Regions from separate parts of the Homo sapiens genome. Here region 1 is linked to region 2. The links are chromatin loops, found by intact Hi-C in ENCODE. Cell type or tissue: HCT116. All regions are shown on one strand. Each heading gives the region's core, and the rest is flanking DNA. Links, peaks and the distances in the headings are about the cores only. Region 1 overlaps DAB2IP (DAB2 interacting protein). Region 2 overlaps TTLL11 (tubulin tyrosine ligase like 11).

What was found. Peaks named below come from ENCODE experiments on the same cell type or tissue, not always from the same donor. Only the 100,000 strongest peaks of a DNase experiment are listed, where the experiment ranks them.
Region 1: it touches region 2 in a loop (8-fold over the local background); 6 of 110 quality-filtered maps call a loop at or near these places.

What each region holds. Positions count from the first base shown.
Region 1 is chr9:121,717,585-121,724,739 of GRCh38, forward strand. The region is part of intron 3 of DAB2IP (DAB2 interacting protein); the gene reads left to right. Among named protein-coding and RNA genes, the nearest start is that of DAB2IP, 70 kb to the left of the region's middle. RefSeq lists enhancers at 534-1,131, 2,609-3,136. In HCT116, for the core only: a CTCF peak has its summit at 3,585 (motif pointing right); no DNase peak of the experiment used is centred there; H3K27ac peaks cover 599 bases.
Region 2 is chr9:121,989,180-121,996,334 of GRCh38, forward strand. TTLL11 (tubulin tyrosine ligase like 11) reads right to left here. Exons shown (of 9, transcript NM_001139442.2): 4 at 16-591. Among named protein-coding and RNA genes, the nearest start is that of TTLL11, 100 kb to the right of the region's middle. In HCT116, for the core only: a CTCF peak has its summit at 3,658 (motif pointing left); a DNase peak (open chromatin) is centred at 3,602.

The DNA of each region.
Region 1 (7,155 bases), core at 914-5,913, 270 kb before region 2:
CTGGGCATTCTGACCTGCCCCTCCTGGCGTGTTTACTCCTCTCTACCCATAGTTCTGGCTGCCGTGCCTCACCCTGCCATGTGGCAACCACATGCCGGGCACTGAGAGGAGGCCCGGGTGAGAGTCTGGTCAGGGTCCTGCCTTCCTGGGAGCATTCTCCTTTGAGCACCACCTCCCTCTTCTTTCTCTCTTCCCCTCCCCCTCCAGTCCTGGACTTCCTGCTGTTCCTGGTCCAGGGGGAGGGCAGGTACCACACAGTGATGGGTGTCCTGCAAGCTGAGCCTGGGTTGTTGAAACTCCTGGCCCAGAAGCCTCTAGCCCCCAGCCAAGGTCCCTGTTTGGGCCGCGTTATGACAGTCTTGTTTCCGGCATGTCAGGTGTGACCATGCCTTCTGTCTCGATGGCTTTCCTTGCTGGTGGTCTCCCTGTGGGGCTGCTGTCCTTATGTGTCGAGGTTTCAGAATGGCCAGGCTCTTGGTGGGGAGGCCCTGGATGGACATGCTGGTGGCCCAGGAGAGAGCGACCCATCCTCAGTCCCTCTGCCTGTGAAGGCAGACTCTCCTGCCTGCCCTGGCAACAGCTCTGCGCCAGCCTGTCTGTGTGGCTGCCGGCAGCCGCGGCTCCTGACTGGCTGCCTTCTCCCAGCTCCCTCACGCCCTCCAAGGCTCACTCACTCACTCACTGGCTGCTCGCAGCAGCTCAGGCAGCGTTCAGGCAGATGGTGCAAGGGAGGCGTGGGCGGGGGTCCTCGGACTCTGCTTGCACACCCCCATGTGTGGGTGAGGTCACGCCCAAGGGATGTCATCAACATACGCTGGGATGGGCTTGGTGCCATTCAAGATCTATCTGCAGGGACAACAAAACCCGACTTCGAGGTCTTAACAAGTCCCTCGGGAGTCTCCAGACTCGAGTCCTTACACTGCATCACCCACTCCCCTGAGCCACCAGGCCCTGGTCTCCTCTCTTGACCCACAGGACACTGCAGGCAAATGCTGGGTTGAAATTCCAGCTCTGCCGCTTGTCAGCTGTGACTTTAGAGAACTTAGCTAACTCTGCAAAATGGGGGATAGTATCAGTTCATGGCATTGTCAAGAGGAATGAATGGGATTTGCAGCTAAATGCTTAGCAGCACCTGGCGAAGAGCAAGCGCAGGAGATGAGTTAACCGGGATTGTGTCATGGAGTTCCCCGGCTCGTGTTGTGTCCTCTCTCTGGAATGCTGCCTTCTCTTTCCCCTGTGATTCCTACTTTGATCATACCTGTCTTTCAGATCCTAGCTCCTTCTGCTTAAAGCTGGCTCTGCTCCCCCTCCCCCAGTCCTAGGCGGACTTCAAGGCCTTCACTTTGCTCCTCATTTTTTGTGCCTGATTTCTGTGCTTCACTTTTGGGTCCACTCCACCTGGTAGCAAGGGGGTGCTTCATGAGGGCACTGGATGGGATCTCTTGACATATACATGTCCTGCCCTCACTGGTAGAACAAAGCAAGAATCTAGCTCCTTCATAGCTCCTCAGAACCTCCGGGCAAACCTGGCTATGGTCCCCTTACTCCCTGCAAAGTGGAGCACATGACCAAGCCCATTCGCAAGGCCTTAGGATGAGAAGTCATAGTGATCCCTTTACAGATGGGCAGCTGAGGCCAGGAATGAGGAGGGGATGTACCCAAGGACACGTAAGAAGTTGGAGACCCTGGCCTGCTGCTTCTGTGCCTCTCTGCTGGGGGTTGGGGAAGGAGTCGGGCCATCTCTCAAGGAATCCGGGAGGACTTCACAGAAGAAGTGACAGGAGTTAAGGCTTGAAAGAGGATGGGTTCATCACATAACCAAGGCAGGGAAGGGCATTTAGGCAGAGGGAACCCCATGAGCCTAGTGCTCAGAGGATGAAAACCTTACTCTCTTCCTGGGACAGTCATTGAGACTGCAGTGAGAGGTGGGAAAGGGCCTGGAGCATCGGGAGAGTGAGAAATCATTGGGAAGGGCAGGAGCCAGCATTAAGGAGAGGCAGAGATAGAGAAGGTGAGCTGGTTAGAGGCTTGGCCCAGACCCGTGTATGTGCCAGATTAGACTGGGGGAGGGAGGGCCCAAGGATAAGCATCCCTTTGTGCCAGGTGCTTCATCTCTTAGTGCTTACAGTGACCTGAGAGGTGTGCTTGTTTTAGAGATGGGGAAACCAGATGCAGAGAGGTTTGGTGGCTTGACCAAGGTCTCATGGGCTAGTAAGAGGCAGAGCCAAAATGTGAACCACCAGCAACATGACTCTCAAGTCCTCTGGTGGCCACCACCTGTTTGGGATGGGGTGGCAGCTCCTCTCAGGGCAGGGGCCCTGTAGTCTACTCCCCAAGCAGGTGTGGGGGCCACTAAGAGAGTGTATGGCCCACAAGGTTCATTGTTAGGTCCTAGGCATGTGTCCAGGTGCACATAGACACCTTCAGTGAACCAGATTGTTCACCAAGCCTGGCAACTCTCTTCAACTAGGCCCTATTGGAAAATGGGTAGGATGCCAGGCAGCCTACAGCTGGGCAGCTCCAACTCTGGCCTCTGTTGCCCAGCAGCCAAAAGGTGGGGCTCTTGTAAGACCTGAGCCCCTCACCCCGTGTCTGGGTCCTGTAGCATTTCGGTCCTTACTTCCTTGCAGTTCTCAGGGTGTGGCAGTTGTCTGTGTGCCTCATTGAGTGGCAGATCTCCTGTGGACCGGGCCCAGGCCTCCTCTCTGGGCCTCTGGCACCTAGCATACAGCCTGGCCCAGCACAGGTGCCCAGTAAATGTTTGTACCATGAACGATACATTGAGCACCTACTGCGTGCCGGGTGCTGTGCCAGGCCCTGGAATAATTAACTTCGGCATGGCACTTTATGATTCACAGAGCTCCTCCCAGTCCCCTTAGGAGTCTGATTGTCTCAGATCAGGTATTTATTTCCCTGTTTTCCAAACAAGGAAACTGAAGCTTAGGAAGAGGAGGGCTGTAGCCTCAGGTCACATCTGTCAGCCAGGGAGGGGCAGAACCAGCCCCAGCCACTGCCCACTCCCTGCTCCCTGGGCAGTGAGCACACCCTGGAGGCTGACAGCTGTTTCTTTCCAACCCCTGCAAGCAAGAGATAGAGCACCCTGGCTGGCAGGGAAGCCAGGCCAACAGAGAATCCGTATCCCAGGAAGCAGGGCTCCTGGGGGCTGCAGTAGGCACCTGGCTCATCCTCAGGGCTCCACCCAGCAGGAGCAGGGGCCTCCTCTTCCACTACCAAGGACCTGGTTGCTGGGGACAATTGTCTGTGTCTGGGGTAAGTCAGAGGCAGGAGAACAAAGAGAACCCTTCCTGCCAATGCCACTCTGACCTTGAAAACCCTGTGGGGTTTCATTTACTCGAAAGAAAAAGGGAAGAGTTGGTTACCAGCTTCAAAGAGGGGCAGACCTCCTGCAGGCGAGCATTGAGGAAACCTTGGCTTTGTGAGTTATTGCTGCCAAATTTCTCCTTTTCAGTTTAACAGAAGTCCTGGGGATCACTGTCCATGGGCTGGGGAGGAATCCGGCCACCTTTTTTAGAAGGCAGGAAGGTGCCAGGATCACTGCTCTTACTTTGGTTGGGCTCTAGGTGGCACAGCTTCTGATGTAAAGATCAAATAACAATAGGGAGATCTGGATGCAGCCTGAAGGCTCACCCCAGTGTCTTGCTGCAGGTGTGCCCAGCTGTGGGACCAGGACCCCAGGAAGGAAGGGCATTGTTCTGTCCCTGCTGTGGGAGTCTCTCAGGGAAGCAGCATAGCACTCAGGAAATCCTGGGCACCGTGAAGGGCTGTGTATTTATTCCTTATTCCACAAACAATAAGCAAGTCCCTGCTGTGTGCCAGGCACTGAGTGGGATCCTGGGAGAAGGATTGATGTGTTGTGGGTCCTGCCATGTCCTGCCTGTTGTGACAGTCCACCACTGTAGTGGCATCTGTGTCCATCTGGAGAGTACATGTTCTGCTAAGGGGGGCAGCAGCCCCTGCACCATGGCACTGGGCATTTGGTGGCAGGCCTTTGGATTTATAAGAGAAGCCAAAAATCTAGAGGTTTTTTTGTGACATTTTAAAATTTCACATCTTTAAATGTTGGCATTTGATTCAAAACTTAAAAATGTCAACACTGTGTGGGCTAAACAAAACATGAATGTTGACCAAATACAGCTCATACTCTTTAGTTAAAGACCTTTATCTTAAAGGTTGGATAAAACCCAGATGGGCAGAGGGCAATAGGCAAGGTCTTCCTGGGGAGGGGGCACCTGGACAGAGGGGTGGTGGTGGGAATCTGCCTGAGCATTTTCAGGGCAGCTGGGAACTGGGAAGTGAGGGGCGGAACTGATGGGGCCCCGCCCAGTCATGGAATCCTTGCATGCCCTGGACGTGCAGATGTGCTGCAGGCCTGACCCAGGCTGCCCTGAGAGCCTCCAGCTGTGTCCATCCCTCCAGTCAGCAGCGTTTACCCAACACCGTCACATAAATGAGGCTTTGGCCAGGCAGGAGCTCAAGGAAGAAGGGTCATGAGTATTTAAGAGAAACCTCCAGGACACACGATCCTCATCTCCAGGAAAGCTATGGAATGGGGGCTGTCGATCTCTCCGTTGTCCATGCATGCATGTGACCTCCCCTGCCATTTGCATTTGCTCTCCTGCAGCTCCTTCAGGTTCTGGGCTGGGCCAGGAGGGCTTTCGCAAGAACACCTAAAAACCCTTGGAAAGGGGCTCTTCCCTTCTCCTCTTCCTGTTCCTCCCCTGCAGGAGTCCTGCATTGTTCAGAGGGTTTGAACGGCTCTGGCCAAAGCCTGTTTGGGTGTCTTCCTGTTCGGGGCCTGCAGTTATGACTCCTCCCTTTTTCTCAGTTTCTCCCCGTCTGCCACTCCCCCCATGATCCATATTTGAGTTTCTTCTAAATGATCACCTGCAGAAATGGTCCTTCAGATTGTCCCAGAGATTTGCCCAGGAAACTTTCATTGAGCCCCTGCTGTATGCAGGGCCTTGGGCCAGAGAGGGGACTGAAACCCAGGGCTCCCACTGACTGGTAGAGTAGACAGCCACACAGACAGCCAGTGGGTTTGAAGAAGAAACTCAAGTGTGGATCATAGGGGGAGTGACAGACAGGGGGAAGAAACAGAAAAAGGGAAGTTATGACTGCAGGCCTACCTGGGAGGCTGAGGCAGGAGTATCCTTTGAGCCCAGGAGTTTGAGTCTAGCCTGGGCAATATAATGAGACTATGTTTCAAAACAAGATAAGTTAAAAAAATTGCAAGTATAGAGTACCAAATTCCAGGCACTATAAAGCAAAAAGTAACAAAACTTCTATGCCACTCCCACCATAGAATCTCTTACTCCACCAAAAGCCACGGTGGACTGTTGGTCGGGGACTTTTTCTGCAGACTTTTTTCTGTGGCCAATGAAATGATCTTATCCACGTCCCTGTGCCTGGAACAGGCCACCCAGCATGCTCCTGCTTCCTTGGCCTGCAGAAGGACTGAGGGAGCCTAGCTGCCATGGCCCAGAGCCCTCTCTCCCAGCACCCACAGCCTTTAGTCCCATAGCTATGGTGCTGGGTGGCCCTCCATGGACGGAGTCTGTGGCTCTGGAAGGAAGAGGGCATGGTCTTTTCCCAGCAGTGCCACACAGACTCAGGCCGTGGGCTGCCTCAGCCAGCAGAGAGGGAGGCAACAAGCAGGCTGGCTGGCTGAGGACTTCGAGAGCACACAGGGCTCCCCCAAGGGATCCTCGGGATTGAGTTATTTCTGTTTTTGCTCACCTGTGCCTGGCCCTGGGGACAGAGACAGGAATCAGCTGCAGTCCCTGCCTCCCTGGAGGAGCTCCCAGTCAGGTGGGAGAGGTGCCTGCCACCCCTGATGAAACTGTCTCTACCTCAGGTTCTCCCTGCTGCTCAGAACAAGGGACAGCCAGGAACCAGGTCCAGGGAGGAGTGTGGTCTGGGCTCAGGGGAGCCCTGGAGGAAGTGGATTGTAAGCTAAGATTGGGAGGAACTCTCCCCACCCTGGTTTCACCTGATGGGTCTTGCAGCACCTCCTGCTCAGTAAGCAAAGAACTGGATGGGAAAGAACTGACATCTGTGCAATGCAGACACTTGGAGCTGTTGTTTCATTTAGAGTACAGTGTTTTCCCCTAGAGGCCCTGTGTGGATGAAGACACAGAGCTGGTTGAGGATTGGGCCCAGGGGGTAGGGCGGAGAGGAGGGTGCATGGTGAAGATTTGTCTACTTAGGCTGGTGAGCCCACTCGGGGTGGAGCACTGGCTTAAGGCACCTTGGCCCTGCCCACTGCTGCTGGGGGACCTTGATCAAGGTACTTCATCATCAGTCAAATGGGGCAGAGAGCCCTGCCCACCTCCCAGGGCTTCTCTGAGAGTCTGCCTGACAGTCTTTCTGCCTTGGGAGCAGCAGAGCCTGGGCCCATGTTGGGGATGATGAGGATGTTGATGGTAACGAGGATAGTGACAGGGACAACATGGGGGATTGTTTACTGAGGATTCCCTCATGCTGGCGCTTGAGGTGACACACCCTCACTGTGTGCTGTGTGCCCTGCCGTCATGGCTCCCCACTGGACCCTGCACCGAGCCCTAGACTTGCTCCCCTTTCAGTCAGTTCTCTGCCCAGGACTCACTTGTTATGACTCAGGTTCCTTCCTGTGGACCCTGAATGGGGAGCACCTGACTACCTTTCCAGTTGCACTTCCCCCACCCCTCCCCGTTCCCTGCCCCACGAGTGCTCCAGCATACATCTTTGTCCTTGTTCCCTCTTCTTCTCTTCCTGGAACATTCTTTGTTCAGATACCTGTGTGGCTTGCTGCCCCACTTCATTCAAGTGTGAATCCAACCACCCGGTCAAACACAGCCCCCTCCCATCCTCTAGCCAGGACCTGGCTCTGCATTTGTCTCTAGCTGTTGAGTTCACCTGATGTTGTTACATACTTCGTGTACTTTTCCCACACTCTAGACTGTACGCCACATGCAAGTAGAACATTTATGTCTTGTACCCTGATGTGTCTCTGGCACCTAGAATCGGGCCTGACAGAAAGTTGGTGAATGAACAAACAAACATTTAATTGTACCCCATAATGTGGACACATTGCTGTCTACATTTTACAGATGGGGAAACTAGACTCAAAGAAGAGGTGGATTGACTAGCCCAATG
Region 2 (7,155 bases), core at 1,298-6,297:
ACTGGCAATGGTTACCTGGAAGCACGTGGGGCCCGGCCTCCCCGTGGGGATGTCTGACTGGTAGAAGACTTTGAGCTCTGGAGTCAGCGCGATGACCGTCTTAATCACCACGGAGATGATGTCAGACCAGACCTTCTTGATGTCAACGCCTTTGGAAGACAGTCTACAAAGGATGCTGGAAAAAGTCCTTTTGCTGCCAGTGCTAGCACTGTCCGAGTGGATGAAGTTGCCGCTGTGGATGTTCAGTGAATAGTTGGTTAAGTGCATAAAGATGCGGTGCAGGTTTTTGGGGGTGGGCTCCTGATATGGCTCGGTACAAAACCTAGAGAGTCCGTCTTTGGCTATATAAATCTCTAAGGGGTCTAAGGACTTGAGTAAGACATACAGACGAATATCAAACTTGAGCTTGTCGATAAGGAGAGGTTTGCAGATGTACTCCTGGACCACCGCTGGCCTGCTCTGGAGGGTCCCTGCCAGGCGGATGTCACTGGGGTCTTTAATGAGGTAGATTCCATCACCCTGACAACCACCATCAGGTTTCACGATAAAAGTGGGCTTCCAGGAGGGGTCATCGTCTTTCACCATTTGAACCTGGAGGGGGAAAAAAGGATGGCCGACATTATATTGTTTTCCCTCTGGATCCCTAACACAGAGCAAGGCCTTAGCAAATGTGTGGTGAATGAGTGACAAGATGATCCCTGCCGATCTGAGCAGGGGCTGAGCATCTTCCATGGAGATGACACTGCACAAGGTACTGAGATGGTGACATCAGGACTGTCCCCAGTCTTGTGCTCCAGAGCGAGGTGGAGAGTGTAGTGGACTGGCAGTCACAAGACCTGGGTTCAAATCCTGTTTCGCCAGTTATTAGCTACCACTTTGAACAGGTCATATAACTAATAATAGTGCTGAGAATGATAATGATGGTGAGCTAATATCATTTATGAGCGCCTGTGAAATGCCAGGCACTATATCAGGCACTTACCTAATTAGCTCATCTAACCCTCACAGAAAATATGGTTGTGTCTTTTTATGTCAGGAACAGAGAGGGTACAGCAGTTGCTGAGGGCATGGGTGTTGGAGTCAGATGGCCTGGGCTCAGACACTGGCCCTGCTCCTTACCCTGCAGCCTTGGACAAGTGACTTAAGTTATCTACACCCTTTCCATCTGTGAAATAGGAGAAAGGTTGTTTTGAGGATTAAATGCAATCATAAATGCAAGAGGCTAAGGACCTAGAACCTGAGAAATAAAAGACAATCCAAAGCCTGGCTGTCACTCTTTTTAGAAGATGAAGTGACTTGCCAGCTAACGCGGGGGCAGAATTGGGATTGGAATCTAGATTGATGACTGAAGCCCTTGGACCTTCCTCTATCCTACCATGTCTTGGTTTCCTCACTTTAAAAATGGGGATATAGACACCTACCCTCACTGTGTCGTTGTAAGGATGAAATAAACTAAAACGTACAAAGGGCCAAGCGCAACACCAAACACAGAGCTGAGCTAGTGCACAGGAAATGTTTGTTTTATGTTTACATCCCTTCTAAAGTTCATCTGGTAGACCTGACCAATCCTTCCATCTGTTGAGATCTTTTTGAAACAAGATCCCGTCGTCCACAGTATTTGCTCTCCTCCCAGCTCCAGGTCAGCAGAACACTCACATAATTAACTATCCAGGCACTTGACCAGTCCAGATAGTCGATCTGGACCTGTGGGTCTGCATAATTCATCCTCGCCCCATTGCCCCTGATGCTGGTGAGGTGCTTCCTGCAGCTATGGAGAGCGGATGGACTGAAATGGCAGGAGAGGAGGTTTTCACAAGCAGAGAGAAGCTGGAGGAAATGTAAGGGTGGATTTGAAAGAGGGATCCATGCTCTCTGCAGCTTCTGGTGTGAAAGTTCCCCTCTGAAATCTGACAGCAGTGCCTGGCAGGCTGAGTTGGTGGGTGCCCCAGTGACAGACTCCTCTCAGCTCTCCACCTTTGCTGTGTAAGCCCAAGCCAGGACATCTGCACTCTGGCTTGTGCCTTGCGCTTATCTCTTTGACCAGCCTATATTTCTAAATAAAGCTTTTGCCAATTCCTTGGGCACTATCACTTATTCTGGGCTTGTAAAAGATCTTTAACAATGGAGAAACACTTAAAGCCTTAATAATGGTCCACATCAATTGTTTCCCCTTGTCAGCAGGATCCGAGAATGGAACTTCACAAGAGATCAATGCAAGCCTCCCAGGGCCTTCCACTGAGGCTTTCTTGCAACTGTGACCTTGACGTTTATGTAGTTATTTAATATTCAACCAAAGCATTCGTACACTTGGCCCTTTACAGTAAATATAAGTGTGCTGGACAAATGGCAGTTATGGACCAGGAAGTGAAAAATGTCAAGTTTGCACTGATGGGAAATTTTTCCCTCTGGAAAGCTTTTGCTATGCCGAAGACACTAACAGTTCAATATATTATCCAGAGCAATATTTTCTCCTTTGAATTCCATGTATATGCCTTAAATAAATTAAACTACCTGGTCAATAGTCTCCGTCACTCATTGGATTCCTGAATACTTCTGCTCTTTGCCAGAATAGTGCCATACAAATCAAGATTATTAATACTCATAGAATCATTGAATTTTTAGAACTAGAAGAATCCTCAGGGATCATCATCACCCAGTACTCTCAAAAGTCAAGGGGGAAACGGAGGCTCAGAGAGGTGACGTGACTTCCCTTGGGTCCCACAACTGGCTGGCAGTATGGTCAGGATGAGAACTGAGGTCTCCCGACCCCACCTCAAGTTTGCGGTGCCATTTTTGCCTCTAAGATAAAACTGAAGATCTCTTGTTCCTCCGCTTACTGTAGGAAAGATCCTCCTAATGTATCAGACAGCACTGAGGTCTGTACTCTGGCCTCACCCTAAAGATTTTGGCCCTGAGTATGGCCATCCAGGAACTATATCTGTAGATCCTGAGTTGGCCAGACTGCCCCAGTTTCAAATCTTCTGTCTGGGTTCCTTGCTTGTTAAAGCGCAGGTGTGATTTACAGGAAACCCTCACAATTGTTCAGAACGTGGTTCCCATAGCCACCAGACCCTTCCGCCACTACTACCCTAAAAAGAGAAACATTTTTCAGAATTCATATTCACTCTCCTCTGAGGTTTATTCAAGAATGACCCTTTCCCAGCAGTTATTAAAGTTAAAAAGTAACACGTTGGCTCTTAAAAAGAAGTCATGGACCAGAATGAAAATATCATCGATATTCCTGGGCCCCAGCCTCAGCAATTCTGATTTAATCGATCTGAGATGAGACCTGGGCATGTGTATTCTGGAAAAATCACCGCAGGTGATTCTGATGAGCACTCTGTCTGAGAATCACTAGACTAAGTGAATTAAATAAAAATACCATCTGAAACCAACATATTGAATGAAGTATTCTGCACTGGTGTTAGCTGGAGTGTGAGGAAGACTCGCGCTTATGCTACAACTGATGGTATCTCTAGTTTTATCCAAACCTGCTGTTGGACCTGAAATCCATTACCTTGTAACGGTATACACGGATGGCTGAAAGAGATACACAGAGGAGGTGGTGGCCTAATTGCCTGGCACTCCGCGGGCCTACTGAAAACTTTATGTGGCTTTTACTGCCCCCTAGTGGACATTTAGAAACCGCTACTGGGAAAGTCACCCCGTTCAAAATTCCAACACTACTGAGCAGTAAGATACTCTACTAAGACATTAAAATGGTCTTAAAGAAACACCACTACAAATGAAATATTATTCAGCCTTAAGAAGGAAAGAAATTCTCACACATGGCACAAAATGGATGCATCCTGAGGATACTATGCTAAGTGAAATAAACTAGACCCAAAAAGACAAATACTGTAAGTAAGAATGCACTTATATGAGGTACCTAGAGCAGTCAAATTCATAGAGACAGAAATTACAATGGTGTTTTCCAGGGCTGGGGTGGGAGGGAATGGAGAATTAATGATTATTGGGTACAGAGTTTCAGTTTTGCAAGATAAAATAAGTTCTGGACATGGATGATAGTTGTACAAAAATGTGAATGTACTTAATGCCACTGTACACTTAACATACATACAATGTACATTTAAAAATGGTTAATCTGGTAAATCTTGTCATGTATATTTTACCAAAATTTTAAGATTAATTTTTAATTTTTTTAAGTCATAGCTTTTGGTAAGTTAGAGATAGTACTATAGTGAAAAACAGAAAATCTGGATTTTAGTCCCAATTGTTTCTGACTGTGTGACCTCGAGAAAGTCACCTAACTTTCTGGGCTTTGTTGTAGTCACCTATAAAATAAAGGGGTCAGACTAAGGTCCCTGGCTTCCGCCAGCGAGCAAATGCTGAACCATGATTTATCTTGATATCACCACAGTCGAAGGCTGCGTTACAAACACACAAGTGGCATTCATCACGTCGGAGAGTTCCTGCTGTGCTGTTGGGATCAGCACATTGGGATGATCTATAAGAGGAGGAGATTTGGGTCTGAGATTTATGATGCATTTGAGGAAATCAGCAGGGCATTTGGAGGAAGCAAGCTAAAATGTTTGGAGGGAGAAATTCAGCAACTAGAATATCAAGCCACAAAACATTATTAGCAATGAGGGGCAGGTAAGAGGCCAATTTCTGAAGAAATACTGTGTCTGCAATACTGGGGAAGTCAAAACCAGTTAGGGCAGTCCTTTGTCACTCAGGTGGATTTGCATCCAATCTTAGCAACTCAGACCTTTGATGTCACAGGTACACGCTACAGATCTCAGGCAAAAACAAGCCTCTGGTAGACAAAATCAGTGTCACACGGTGCATGCCAGACAGGAGGCAGGGCCAGCCCCTGCCAGCCTCAGGGATATGAGCCTGGTACCCAGGGCAAATTCCTACCTCAATGTTCAGGGCAATTTCTGAGTCCACTTAAGATGGAAGGCAGTCTGCAGTGAGGTCACCTAGGGCCAGATGGAAAGGGCAAGAATGGCCTGTTGGGGCAGAGTGGGAGACAGAGCAGTGGGGCAGAAAGGAAGGACCTGGGCAGATGATGTGCTGCTTCGGTGGGGGGTTATGAAGGCAGGAGCGGGCAGGACACTTCTGGGAAACTGTAGATAGTTCCGACGGCTGGAGAACATAAGAGGTGGAGGGGGTATGCACATGGAAATCCCACTAGTGAGATTGGCAGGGGCCAGATAATACCACCACCACGAATAATAATAATAACATTAGCACACGCTTACTGAGCACTTATTATGGGTCAGGCACTGTTCTAAGCACTTTGGAGGTATTATCTCACTTAATCCTCACAACAATCCTATTTTACAGATAGGGAGAGGGAGGCCCAGAGATGTCAAGTAATTTGTCAAAGATTACACAGCCAATAGGTCACAAAGGCAGGATTTGAACCCAGGCAGGCAGATTCCAGAGCCCATGCCAGAATGAATGAGAGATGTATGAGAAGGGGATGGAGGAAGATCAGGCCTAGCTAGGAAGTAAGAGTCTCATAGGGAAGGCCCTTGAATGTTGGTTTAGAGTTTGAGCAATGTCCTAAAATGATGGGGACTCCCTGAAAGGTTTTGAGAAGAAAGCAACTTAATTAGATGTGTATTATGGGATGATGCCTCAGGCTGTCACATAGAAAATTTACCCAAGTGGTTGGATGGTCTGGGGCAGACAGGAAAAGTCCAAACTGAGGCTGCAGTGGAGTCAGAGGGAAGGACAGAGGTTTGGGAAATATTTTGGAGCTAAAATCAACAAAACTGGATGACTGGGAGAGAGAGACAGGAACATAAAGGATAATCCCCCTATGTCTAGGTAGTCACAGGGAATATAAGGGAATGAGGAAAGGCAGAGGGGAGGCAGTGGGAAGATGATGAGCTGCACAGAGGACCCTGGAGGGCACGCACCTAGAGAGGTTTGTGGTCCCTGGGAAATGTGTCTGGAGCTTGGGAGAGAGATCTGGGGTCGTCAGGCCCCCAAGGATGGCCAAGGCCCTCGCAATGGGCCAGATTATCCAGAGACAGGATAGAGAGGAAGAAGAGGGCACCTGGGAGCCAGAGGCTGGAACGGGCAGAACAGACCCCAAACACCCTGTATTTATACTCGATCTGCAGGCGAAGGATGGAGTTTCAACTGGCGAGGGACATGCATCCACGCATCACCAGGGCACCCAGGAGGAAGATAGTTTGGAAGGAATGAAACCAGGTGTAGGAAGGACCCGAGGCTATCAAAGGTCCAAAGGCCTGAGCTGGGGCAGGGACAATGCGGTTGAAATAGGGAGCTGAGAGAAGAGGTAGAATCAGGGCACCTGGTGACTGGACAGATGTGAAAGGCGAGAGAGGAAAGGGTCATGGGTGAGCTCACGGTTTGGGACTTCAGCAATTTTGGGAGGGGTGATGTTACCATTAACAGATTTAGGGACTACAGGGAGAGGAGCAGGTCTCATTGAAGGAAAGTGGGGACAAGGAGAGGAGGAATTCACTTCATCTAATGAGTATTATTTGCACGACTCCAGACAGAGCTAATTTAGGACTTTATAATATCCCGCAAGCCCTCTACTGTTCATCGGAACCAGGCCAGGTTGTCCGATATCTCCTACAGATGATTAATTCTGATACAACAACTCTCCCAAGCTTGGAAAGAATAAGAGCTGCTGTCCGACAGGGATGAGACTCAGACTCTAAACTCAGATGGCGCATACCTCGAACTGGAGCACAGGTATCCGAACAGACCTCTCAAGCTCCGTGGTGAGCGCGGGAACCACGGGCCCGTGAGAAGTAGTGCCTGCCACTGTGCAGGCAAACATTTTCAGCACTCCCTGGCTTTTGAAGAGTTCCAGTTAAGAAAATCTAAGCAGCAAAGAAAGCACCCTGTTCGGCTTATCACTGATGAGTATCCTGAGTTTACTGGGGCAGTGGCATCGATTACCCCTGAGGATTTGGGGCTGACCCCCTGCATGCACTCCTCGAGTGGCCTGGATGGTCCTCCCTTCCTTGGCAGCCAGCACCAATGCACCCTGGCAGTCTCACTTCCTGCCCTTCCCTCCTGTCCTCTCTCACCTCTATGCCTTTACACCGGCTTTCCCTGGACCTCCACCGACCTCCTGCCCTTTCTTTGCCTGTAAAGCTCCTGCCCATCATCTATGGTCCCTTGGGAAGTTCCCTCTGA